Regions from separate parts of the Homo sapiens genome. Here region 1 is linked to region 2. A link is a contact called in ENCODE Hi-C or POLR2A ChIA-PET data. All regions are on one chromosome and are shown on one strand. Each heading gives the region's core, a stretch centred on a gene start or an enhancer-like site at or near the end of the contact. The rest is flanking DNA. Distances are from core to core; before and after follow the strand shown. Region 1 overlaps CYP27A1 (cytochrome P450 family 27 subfamily A member 1). Region 2 holds the start of USP37 (ubiquitin specific peptidase 37).

Region 1 (5,586 bases), core at 1,109-3,608, 240 kb before region 2:
TATAGTTGCTGAAAATGAGAAGGAAAAGAAACACGTTTTGGGGGGTAAAAATTTAAAATAACCCACAAATCCTAAGACTATATTTCCTAGGTAAGTTACACCTACAAACTGAAAGAAAATGAAACACAGTGGTTTCCTGGGCACTTCATCTTTCCTAATCAGTTACTGAAGAGATTTTGAGAGGATCAGAATCGGTTCCAGTATAGAAATTAGGCCAAAGACCTTCTATAAAAGAGACATTACCAATTGTGGAGATGAAATCTATCATTCAAATTACAGAAGGAAACGTCACCCAACCCATAGTCCAGAAAAACTCCAACTTTACTGGATCTTAGTTTTGGTGTTAAAAACTGGATTCTCCTAGGACCAATCCAACATAATTGCCTCCAATATATCACCCATATACCCAGACATCACCTTGAACAAATGGCTGATTCTGCCAGTTCCTGGAAGGACAGTCTTGACAAACCCCTAACATCCATTTAGACCTGTTTCCCATTTCTACCTCCCAGGAACACCTGCCAGTGTGTTCTAATTTTGAACAGCTGATCGTCTGCAAACTGCAGTGAATATGCCTATTTTCCTGGAAGGAAAATATACTGCTGGTAGGACTCCAAAATAACACATCCCTACTTGGAGGACGATTTGTTAATATTTACAAAAGTACGAGCAAATTTATAAACAAAGCATGAGATATCCACATAATGAAATACTATGTCACCTTAAAAAGGGATGAAGAAATTCCTTGTGTACTAATACAGAAAGATATCCAAGATAGATTATGTGAAAAAGTATATCTTTTGCCTAAGAAAGGAGGTCTAAAATAAGAATATATAGTATTTGTATTTGCTTTCATAGAAAAATACTGGATGGATACATAAGAAACTAGTGAAAGTGATTACTGGACCGGGCATGGTGACTCACCCCTATAATCCCAGCACTTTGGGAGGCCAAGGCTGGAGGATCACTTGAGCTAAGGAGTTTGAGATCAGCCTTGGCAACATGGCAAAACCCTGCCTCTACAAAAAAAAAAAAAAATTCGCTGGGCATGGCAGTGTGCGCCTGTGATTCCAGCTACTCGGAGGCTGAGGTGGGAGAATTGCTTGAAGTCAAAGCTGCATTGAGCCATGACTGTACCCACTGCACTCCAGCCTAGATGACAGAGTGAGACTCTGTCTCTAAATAAATAAATATAAAGTGATTACTATGGGAGGGTCAGGGGAGCAGCGGAGGGGGTCAGACTGCTTAGTGTGTATCATGTTCTATTGTTTGAGTCTTGAACTATGATAATGTATTACCTATTCAAATTTTTAAAGTCTAAAGGTACAAAAAGAAATGTTTTCTGAAACAGTAAGTCACCTGACATTGACCAGATAGTTCTAGAAGGCAGGGAATCCTTGCTGAGCCTCTGAATTCCTGTAAATACTCCTTAGATTTATAAGTGCCCCAGCCATATCATTTTCCTGTGAGTGAGTTTTGTTTTTTTCCTTAAAGGTTGCTTTTTAAAAAATACTTTACATACACATCTATTTTCCTCTATTAAATTCCCTAGGAGGGCCGGGCACAGTGGCTCACGCCTGTAATCCCAGCACTTTGGGAGGCTGAGGTGGGCAAATCACAAGGTCAAGAGTTCGAGACCAACCTGGCCAACATGGTGAAACGCCGTCTCTACTAAAAATACAAAAAATTAGCTGGGCATGTTGGTGGGCGCCTGTAATCCCAGCTACTTGGGAGGCTGAGGCAGGAGAATCGCTTGAACCCGGGAGGAGGAGGAGGTTACAGTGAGCCAAGATCATGCCACTGCACTCCAGCCTGGGTGGCAATGTGAGACTCCATCTCAAAAAAAAAAAAAAAAAAAAAAATTCCCTAGGAGACCTGTCCTAAAAGTAGGCTTAATTTGTTTCCAGTTTAAGACATTAACAATAATAATTGCACGTGTTTCCATAGAGCTGACCATGAACCAGACACTGTTCCAAGAATTTTACTTATATTAGCTCATTCAATCCTCACTACAGCTGTTTGGGGTAGGTTTAATATTACCACAATTTTGCCGATGAGGAAACTGAGGCCCAAAGAAGTTGCTCAAGGTCACTTTATCATTAAGTAGCAGAGTCAGGATTCAAACTCCAAACACCTGGCTGGAGGCCATGCTCTGAACCACTTACTCCACGGATCCCTGAGAAAACAACTATGTCCTTCTAACTGGAAACAAACGTAGGCCCTTGAAAAGCGTGTACTATTTTAAAACCACAATATTATGCAATAACAACCCAGGATTACTCAACTGTGGCACTGTTAATACTCGGAGTGGATAATTCTATGTTGTAGCCGACAGTGGTGTGCGTTGCCGGGTGCCTAGCAGCATTCCTGGCCTCTCCCCACAAGTACCGCACCCCCTCTGAGTTGTGGCTACCACAGATGTCTCTAGACATTTCCAAAATGTCCCCTGGGGGATGAAATCACCATAGATTGAGAACTACTGCAATAAGTCCAGCCTCTTAATATGTCTCCTAATTCTTTAATTTTAGAAGACCTGTTTAAAACAAATATATACCATTTTGAAGAAATATTTTTCTAAAGTTTGGTTTCTTATCCTTCTGTTAAGTTGAAGTAAACTTATGTATAACATTTTAATAAAAATCTGAACAGCAGTTATCTCAATGGTGGTAAACAGTGCTTTACAAATTAACTTACTTTCTTCTCTATACTGTGATTTATTTTTCAAAAATTTTTTGCCACGTTCTTGGAATCAGCAGAAAAAAAGTTATATTTTTAAAGTAGAAAAACAATACCAGCTTCTTTCCTGGAATCCAAAGCCTCTGAGACTACTTCCTGGCTGTCAGTATGGAGGTTTCTGGGACATTTCTCCTTTTAGCTAAGCCATGCCTTCTTCCTTCATGCTCCTCAGTTAGTTTACTTAGTGGAACTTAACAAGGATCTACTTATGTAAGAAGTTATTTTAGAAAGACAGCAGGATACTTGCTGAGAGATGCGTGCTGTGTCTGTGATCCTACCATTAGATCGTAACCTGAGCCAGTTGGAAAGTCCCAGCATTCTCGGATGGGTCCTGTCTAAGAGCCACTTTGCAGAACAAAGATCATCTTTCAGGATGAATGGGAGGGTTAGCCCCCACCTGACAAAACTCCAAAGCAGGAGAATGTTGAATTCATTCAACATTCATTTATGAATCTCATGTCCTGTTCCTCCTAGGGATACAGCAGTAAGCACAGCATAAAAGACCATTCTTAAGGAGTTCTTATCCTAGTGCATGGGCCAGACAGTTGAGAATTTGATTACATATGTTCCTAAACAGTTTTCTAATTATTTTGCGGATGTCTTGTCTCTTCAACTAAATTGAAAATCCTCATGGGTGAAAACCATGTCATACTTCTTTATGACATCCCAAATTGTTGGGCACACTGCTAAGCACATTAATAAGACACTCAGTACATACTTAACAGTTGTCAATGAATCCAGCAGAAAGAAACATGTTGCAGACAATGCAAAGAACATGAGAGAGACAGAGACAGACATAGAAAGGGGGTGGGGAAGAGGATACGTAGGAAACTTGTTAACAGTAGCTCGTCTAGAGTTTTAAGAACCTGGAAGAACAATCTGAAAGGAAATTAAGAAAATAATTCCATTTACAATAACCTCTGTTTTGGACTGAATGTCTGCACTCCCCTCAAATTCTTATGTTGAAACCCTAAACCCCGTGTTGCTGCATTTGTTGATGGGGCCTCTAAGGAAGTAACTAAGGTTAAATGGGGTCATAAGGGTGGGGCCCTGATCTGATAGAATTAGTGTCTTCATAATAGGAGACACCAGAGAGCTTGCCCTCTAGGGCACAGGAAGAAGGCAGCCAACTACAAGCCAGGAAGACAGCCCTCATCAGAAACCAACCACTGGCACCCTGATCTCTCACTTCTAGCCTACAGAACTGTGAGAAAATAAATTTGTTGTTTAAGCCATCCAGTCTGTGGTATTTTGTTATGGCAGCCCAAACAGACTAATGATAGTATCCAAAAGATAAAATACCTAGGAATACTTTTAACCAAGGAGGTGAAACATTTGAACACTGAAAACTACTAGACACTGCTGAAGGAAATTAAAGACCTAAATAAGTGGAAAGTCATCCATGTTCATGGATTAGGAGACTTAATATTGTTAAAACAGCAGTACTCCCCAAGGCAAACTACAAATTCAATGCATTCCCTTTCAAAATTCCATAGCCTTTTTGCAGAAATGGAAAACCTGATCCTAAAATTAATATGGAACTGCAAGGGGCCCTAAATAGCCAAAACAATATTAAAAAAGAAAACAATGTTGGAACATTCCCATTTTCTGATTTCAAAACTTACTGCAAAGCTACAGTAATCAAAACAGTAAGTTACTAGTGTAAGTGTAGACATATAGACCAATGGAATACAACTGAGAATTCAGAAATACACTAGAACATCTACAGTCAACTGATTTTTGACAAGGGTGCACAGACCATTCAATGGGGAAAGAAAGTCTCTTCAACAAATGGTACTGGGACCACTGGATAACTAAATGCAAAAGAATGAAGCTGGACCCCTACCTCACTCCATATACAAAAATTAATTCAAAATGGATCAACAATCTAAAAAGAAGAGCTAAAACTATAAAACTCTGAATAAAATATAAGGGTAAGTCTTCATGACCCTGGATATGTCAATGAATTCTTAGATTTGATAACAAATGCATGAGGAATTTTTTTTAAATAGATAAATAGTTCTTCATAAAAATTAAAAACTTTTGGCCAGGCATGGTGGCTCACACCTGTAATCCCAGCACTTTGGGAGGCCGAGGTGGGCAGATTACCTGAGGTCAGGAATTCAAGACTAGCCTGGCCAACATGGTGAAACCCCATCTCTACTAAAAATACAAAAATTAGGCAGGTGTGGTGGCGCATGCTTGTAGTCCCAGCTACTCGGGAGGCTGAGGCAGGAGAATCACTTGAACCCGGGAGGTGGAGGCTGCAGTGAGCTGAGATTGCACCAATACGCTCCAGCCTGAGCAACAGAGTAAAACTCCCATCTAAAAAAAAAAAAAAAAAAAAAAAAAAAAGACGGGGGCACGGTGGCTCACACCTGTAATCCCAGCACTTTGAGAGGCCGAAGTGGACAGATCACGATGTCAAGAGATCGAGACCATCCTGGCCAACATGGCAAAACCTCTTCTCTATTAAAAATACAAAAATTAGCTGGGTGTGGTGGCGTGTGCCTGTAGTCCCAGCTACCTGGGAGGCTGAAGCAGAAGAATTGCTTGAACCTGGGAGGCAGAGGTTGCAGTGCCAAGATCGCACTACTGCACTCCAGCCTGGCAATAGAACGAGACTCGGTCTCAAAAAAGAAATTTAAAACTTTTGTGCCTCGAAGGACATTATCAAGAATGTGAAAAGACAGCTTATAGAACGAGAGAAAATATTTGTAAATCATATATCTGATAAGGGTTTAATATCCAGAGTATACAAAGAACTGTTACAACCCAACAACAAAAAGACAAATTCAGTTTAAAAATAAGCAAAGAATGGCTGGGCGTGGTGGTTCACGCCCATTATAC
Region 2 (6,131 bases), core at 87-2,586:
AGCTGAAGCTTTAGGAGCAAGAGACATAAAACGAGATTATAAACGTGGGTTAAGTACCACATCATACAGGGCCGTGCAGGCTATGGCAAGGAGTCTAGATTTTATTTAAATGCCAAGAGAAGTAGGATTACTTCGGATAGCTGAATTACACTATCTTTCTTTTTTGTTAAAAGATCACGCGGGTAAAACGAGATGTGTCGAGGAAAAGTTTTAAATGCAGAGAACCTAAGTCAGATGCAAAAATTATGCACTTTTCCGGGCCTCAGGTTTTCCATAAATAAAGCAAGTGGTTTGAACTAGAAGCCATTTCCTTCCCGCTGCGACGTGGTGAGTTCTAAGAGCAGGGGCCGCGTCAGATTGACCATGGAATTCCCCTCATCGACGCCGGCGCCCAGAACACAACTGGCGCCCTGAAACTGTTGGTCAGCGCAATAAATCAATGAATGGCCTGCTACGGGCGTGGGACCAGGCCCCGGCGCCCGCAAAGAACGCGATGGGTCGCGCTGAAGGCCGCGAGAGGCGTCCGGCAAGGAAATAGGGGCCGGCTCCACCACAACCAAAGCGTGCCGAGGAGGGGAACCGGGGCCTTGGAGATTGAGGGCAGAAAAAAATCAGACTAGGGACCCGACACCGGGAATTAGGAGAGAAGGCCGAAACGTGGGTCTGAGAAAGGATTCTGGTTCCAAGCCTGGGGGCCCAGCCACTCACCGCAGCCGTCGCCAGGCTGTGCATGTTGTGAGCGGCCGCCGCTCTCTTCCACAGCCGGACGCGTCCGACCCGCGTCCCCCCTTCAGCACCCCTGCAGCGGAAAACAATGAGCCGCCGTAGCCGCCATCCGACTCCGGCTCGCTCCGCCCACTTCGCGGCCCTCTGACCTCTCACCCCTGACCCCACCCACACATCCTCTTCCCGCCTCCAGGGCCTAGTTAACAGTCCCAGAGTATGTCCTTTGCCCCTTAAGATTTAGGACCGGAAGGACGTCCGCGACCACTAGTCCCCGCAACTTCTGGCTTTGAGCAGTTATTTCCAGAGAGCGGCGTGAACTCTGACCCTCCTCCAAAAGCCAGTGAACGGCGGGAAAAGATGGACAGTCCCGGCAAGACAACTATTGCGCATGCCCGACTGGGTTGCGTAGGAGGGAAATGGTGGGGGGGCGTCGAAATCGGGTGAGGTGGAAAGTGCGCGTGCCTACTACAGTCACGGCAGGGGCGGGGCTGCCCGGGCTAGGCCGCTCTAGGTACTGGCGGGGCGGGGCGAGGGCGTGTGAGGGGCGGAGTTTTCGACTGACGCGCACGCGCCTGTCTGGTCGCGTCGAGTGTGCGTGCGTGCGTGCGTGTTTGCGTGTGGTCACAGTTCCCGCCATCAGCCGCTCTCCCTGACTAGGGGTAGCTAGCGGCCTCCCTCCTTTGGGTTCGGTATCCCTACTTCCATTACCCTCGGCTCCTCCCACTCCTCGCGGGCTCCGTGCTTTCCGCGGGTCTGTCCGGGGGCTCCGGACCCTCGGCGCAGGTAAGGCGGGCCGGGGTAGCTTCTCAATTGAGCCGTTTTCCCTACCTCCTCCTCCTTCTGTGCGATCCGCCCACTCGGCGTTCACTCCTCTGGAGTTCGCCCTGCTGCTACTCAGCCCGCCCACAACCCCTCGATGCACCCCCAGCCTCACAGGTACTACCTTTGGGTGCACTGCCCCGGCTTCCACCTCTCCTTTGACTTGGTCTCCACTGCCACTCGCTCCCTCCGAAACTCAAACCTGGCCCCTTTTCTCTGGGGCTGTTGTCGTTCGCCTCTTACCTTCTAACAGGGCCTGCTGTCTCTTCAGGTGACTTTCGTTACGGCACATCCACCAGGCCTTGGACATGATACTCATTCACTCTCTTGACCATCTTCACCTTCCTCTTGACCAGTCCTCACTGCAAAACATGAATTGTATTTTTGTTGTGCATTTCCTTGCGCCCATTTCTAGCCGCCAGATCAGGTTGTTAGATGTAACTATTTTAAGTCATGATCCATGAAAGGAAATGATGATTGATGATAAAATCCTGTGTCCTGAAGAGTTGTCCTAAAGTGGTTTTGGGGTATTCCTCTCAAAATTTCAGCTCTGTATAAATTCCTTTATTGAGGTGGCAATTCCTGACAAGTGTCTAACTGGAAGAGATACCTGAGAGGGAATGTCAAGTAGGCAGTTGGATATAGTGGGTTTGGAGATCTTAGGAGAGTTCTGGGCTGCGTACGTAAATGTGCGCGGTGTGTGTATGTGTTTGTCATCTGCCATATTGATAGTAATTGAAGCCATGGATGTGGATGAAATTGCCGAAAAAGAGTATAGTGCTGTAAAATAAAGGCACCTAGGATGGAGCATTGACGAATTCCTGCTGTTTAATAACCAATAGAGGAGGATGCGTCTTGCAAGCCATGAAAAAAGTCATCAGTAGTGTTGCATTCTGCTGAAAGGTAAAATGGAAGGAGGACTGAAAAACCCAGTGATATAAAAGTACTCACTTGTCTTAAAGATGTTTGATGAAGTAAAATGAGTATTTGGGTTCAGTCCTAGGTCCTCTTCTTTTACTCTTATATTCCTCCCTAAGCTTTAAATTTGATCTATATATTGATGACTTAAAAATTGTTATTTCCAGCCTATTCCCTTTGTTTTCAGCTCCACATCTAGATAGCCAGCTGTCTGCTTGACATCTCAACTTGATTTTTTTCTTAGGAGTTTCAGATGCAACACAGCCAAATCCAAAGCCTTGATCTTTCTCTCCATATCGAAATTCTTTCTTCTCCAGTGTCCCAGTTTATTAAGTGGCACATGACACAGGCTACACACTTGGGAGGCATTCTTGACTTCTACTCTCTCCAAGTTCTATCCTACTTCCAATACGTGTCTTGCATCTTTTTCTGTACATTTTCACTGTCACTTTTCTAGTTTAAGCCACAGTCCTTAAAAAACCTGGACTTGATTGCCTTGGCTTCCTGTATTATCATCTGTAAAATGGAAATAGTAATTTTCAGCCTATTGGATTGTTATGAGGATTAAGTGAGATAACCATGATAAGCACTTGGCACAGAGTAAATGGCCAGTAAGCATTAATTGTTATTGTTATAAGCTGATCAACTCAATACTCTTCTATCTGGTTACATTATTTTCTTCTGTTCTTGCTCTTAGTCACTCTCCCAAAACCCAAACCAACCATATATGACTTCCTCATTCAGTAGTAACATATTTCTTTGCTTAAAACCTTTTGGTGGATTTCCTCCTGGTAAGTGCTTGTTACATTTAGGATAAAATTCGGAATCTTTACTGTGGTTCACAAGACTGCATAACCTGGTTCTTGCCTGCTTCACTAACTTCATCTTCCTCCTCTCCTTCACTAAACTGTAGCCACATTGCTTTTAATTTCCCTAGTCATATCAAGTTATTTTACAATTCAAGGCCTTTGGGGATGCTGTTTGCCTGGATTGTTCCAGCACCACCATCTATCAGTCATCTCCTTCTGCAGTTTTCAACTTAAGTGATACCTTCTCAGGGAAGCCTTCTCAATGTTATCCTCTACCCCAAGTCTTAATCTTAAGACTCATCATTCCATGTATCTTGCTTTATATCATTTCTCAGAACTTGTAATTATTGTTATTATTATTTTTTGAGATGGAGTTTTTGCTCTGTTGCCTAAGCTGGAGTACAATGGCATGATCTCAGCTCACTGCAACCTCCGCCCCCTAAATTCAAGCGATTCTCTTGTCTCAGCCTCCCAAGTACCTGGGATTACAGGCACCCGCCACCATGCCCGGCTAATTTTTGTATTTCTAATGGAGACAAGGTTTCACCATGTTGGCCAGGCTGGTCTTGAACTCTTGACCTCAGATGATCCACCTGCCTCGGCCTCCCAAAGTGCTGGGATTACAGGTGTGAGCCACTGCACCCAGCCCAGAACTTGTAATTATATATTTACATGTGTGATTATTTAAAGTCTGTCTCCTATTAGAATATAGGCTAGTGACCACTTCTTTTTTATTTCCCAATAATTTGTTAAATAAGCTGGAAGTTGCTGTAAGAACCATCATGTCTTTTGGAAGCAAAGCTTGCTGATGTTCTTGTCATCATCTCATGACAAACACTTTTCATTCTGAAAAGTTAGAGGACACATGAGAAAAAACAAAACGTTTTCCAACTTTGGATTCTTTTACCCATTTTTATATCATAAAACCATTCAGATTTTAAACTCTTTGAATTGGAGATAAACTTTAGGTCAGCTTTCCACTTTCAGTAACAAAACTAATTTTTTCTCCTTTGTCCATTTGTTTTATAGGTCTTTTTAAAGGAAAGAAAGCCTTCAAAAATCAGAGTAGTGGTTTGTATATTTTAACAACCGGTTAATCTTTAAGACCAGTGAAGATGAGATTTCCATAAATAAAGCAAAATTCCATATTTAAGTCAGTTGTTGGTGAATGACAAAGAAAATATTAATATATGGCCAGCTGCATTGGCTCATGCCAGTAATCCCAGCATTGCGGGAGACCAAGGTGGGCGGATCGCTTGAGCCCCGGAGTTCGATACCAGCCTGGGCAACATGGCAAAACCCCATGTCTATAAAAAATTACAAAAATTAGCCGGGTTTGGTGGCATGTGCCTGTAGTCCTAGCTACTTGGGAGGCTGAGGTGGGAGGATTGCTTCAGCCTAGGAGGTGGAGGTTGCAGTGAGCCAAGATGGCACCACTGTGTTCCAGTCTGGGTGACAGAATGAGGTTCTGTCTCAAATGAAAAAGAAAGAAAATATTAAAATATAATAATTTTTGTATGTGTAGAACAGGATTCGTGTTGAAAAATAGGGAATTTAAAATGGAGGTGTATGAATACCAAACACAAGCATTTGGATTTATTTTATTTTCTAGGTAGTGATGAGCTATTTAGTTTGGGAAGGTCCTAGCATCAATGGCAACCATTTAGCACTTAACAAGTGTTTGTTATTTTGTTGGAGTATACAGTTAGAGTACCCAAGTTCTGTGTGTTACCTCCCTGTCCCGTGCCCCACCTCTACCCCCCACTCCCACCTTAGGGAGAAAGTTAAGAAGATACCTAGTGCATAGTTCAGTTGAAAAGTGGTAAAAAGAGTAGTTCTTTAGAAAGGATGTTACAATGTAAAGGATTTGTTGGAGGTAAAACCCCAAGAGCTGAGACTGGAAAGGGAAGGGGTTGCCATAATTCATTGATGAGGATGAACTGTGGTTGTAGTTAAAAATGTAGGTTCTGGCATTAGACATAGCTTTGTTTCTCACTGACTGTATTTATAAATTATGTAATGTCTCTAAACCTCAGTTTCCTCATCTGTGAAATAGAGATAATATCCCTATCACTTAGGATTATTTTAAAAATTAAATTGAGATAATGCATGTATGGCATTTAGCACTGCTTAGTAAATGTTGCATAATAAATGTTGGGTTGCATAATAAATACTAGGTGGGATGATGGCATAGTGATGAGTTTCTGAGAGTAGTAGCTATTGAAAATCTGGGATTTGAGTAGATAAGAGTGAGGATAAAGCTGATGCCAAGATTTCTTGCCTGAATGATGGTAGAAGGACAAAAGTAGGGAAGTCTGGGAGCTTCTTTTTTTTTCTTTCTTTTGAGACGGAGTCTTGCTCCCTCACCCAGGCTGGAGTGTAGTGGTGTGATCTCTGCTCCCTGCAACCTTTGCCTCCCAGGTTCAAATGACTCTCCTGCCTCAGCCTTCCAAGTAGCTGGAACTACAGGTGTGTGCCACCACACCCAGCTAAATTTTGTATTTTTAGTGAGAACACATTGTGGTCTCAATGTGTTCGAGACCACATTGGCCAGGCTGGTCTCGAACTCCTGACCTCAGGTGATCTGCCTGTCTCTGCCTCCCAAAGTGCTGGGATTACAGGTGTGAGCCACCGTGCCTGGCCTCTAGGAGCTTCTTAATGAGGGCATGGACTGTATCATCTTCACATCTATATGCCTACCAGGGTGCCTTGAAAGTGCAGTAGCTTAATAAATGTTGTTTACTAAATGAACAAAGGAGTTTAAAGTTGATGTTGTAGCATTCAGATAGGCAGTGAGAGATGTGCGGGTAGAACTTCAGAGAAAGTTCAGGCCTAGTGAAGCCTAATTTGAGAAACAAT

The links. Hi-C counts contacts between places; a loop is a spot of excess contacts on that map. ChIA-PET counts read pairs that join two places held with the same protein, here RNA polymerase II (POLR2A). Pooled maps may share reads with other maps.
Region 1: a pooled map shows a loop between it and region 2 (3-fold over the local background). The contact joins the enhancer-like site here to the promoter of USP37 in region 2. A Hi-C loop is called at or near these places in 5 of 50 pooled maps. POLR2A ChIA-PET finds 5 or more read pairs at or near these places in 2 of 52 experiments (GM10248 and Panc1).

What each region holds. Positions count from the first base shown.
Region 1 is chr2:218,803,228-218,808,813 of GRCh38, reverse strand. All of the region lies in intron 1 of CYP27A1 (cytochrome P450 family 27 subfamily A member 1), which reads right to left. Among named protein-coding and RNA genes, the nearest start is that of MIR9500, 17 kb to the left of the region's middle. Within about 2 kb of position 2,358, at least 27 of the 41 ENCODE cell types and tissues checked have a DNase peak (open chromatin) inside an H3K27ac peak, as active enhancers do.
Region 2 is chr2:218,563,556-218,569,686 of GRCh38, reverse strand. It overlaps USP37 (ubiquitin specific peptidase 37), which reads left to right and starts at 1,336. Exons shown (of 26, transcript NM_020935.3): 1 at 1,336-1,509. CNOT9 (CCR4-NOT transcription complex subunit 9) reads right to left here and starts at 848. Exons shown (of 8, transcript NM_005444.3): 1 at 709-848. The coding sequence starts at 732. RefSeq lists enhancers at 254-443, 238-865, 866-1,493 and silencers at 1,154-1,213, 1,304-1,373.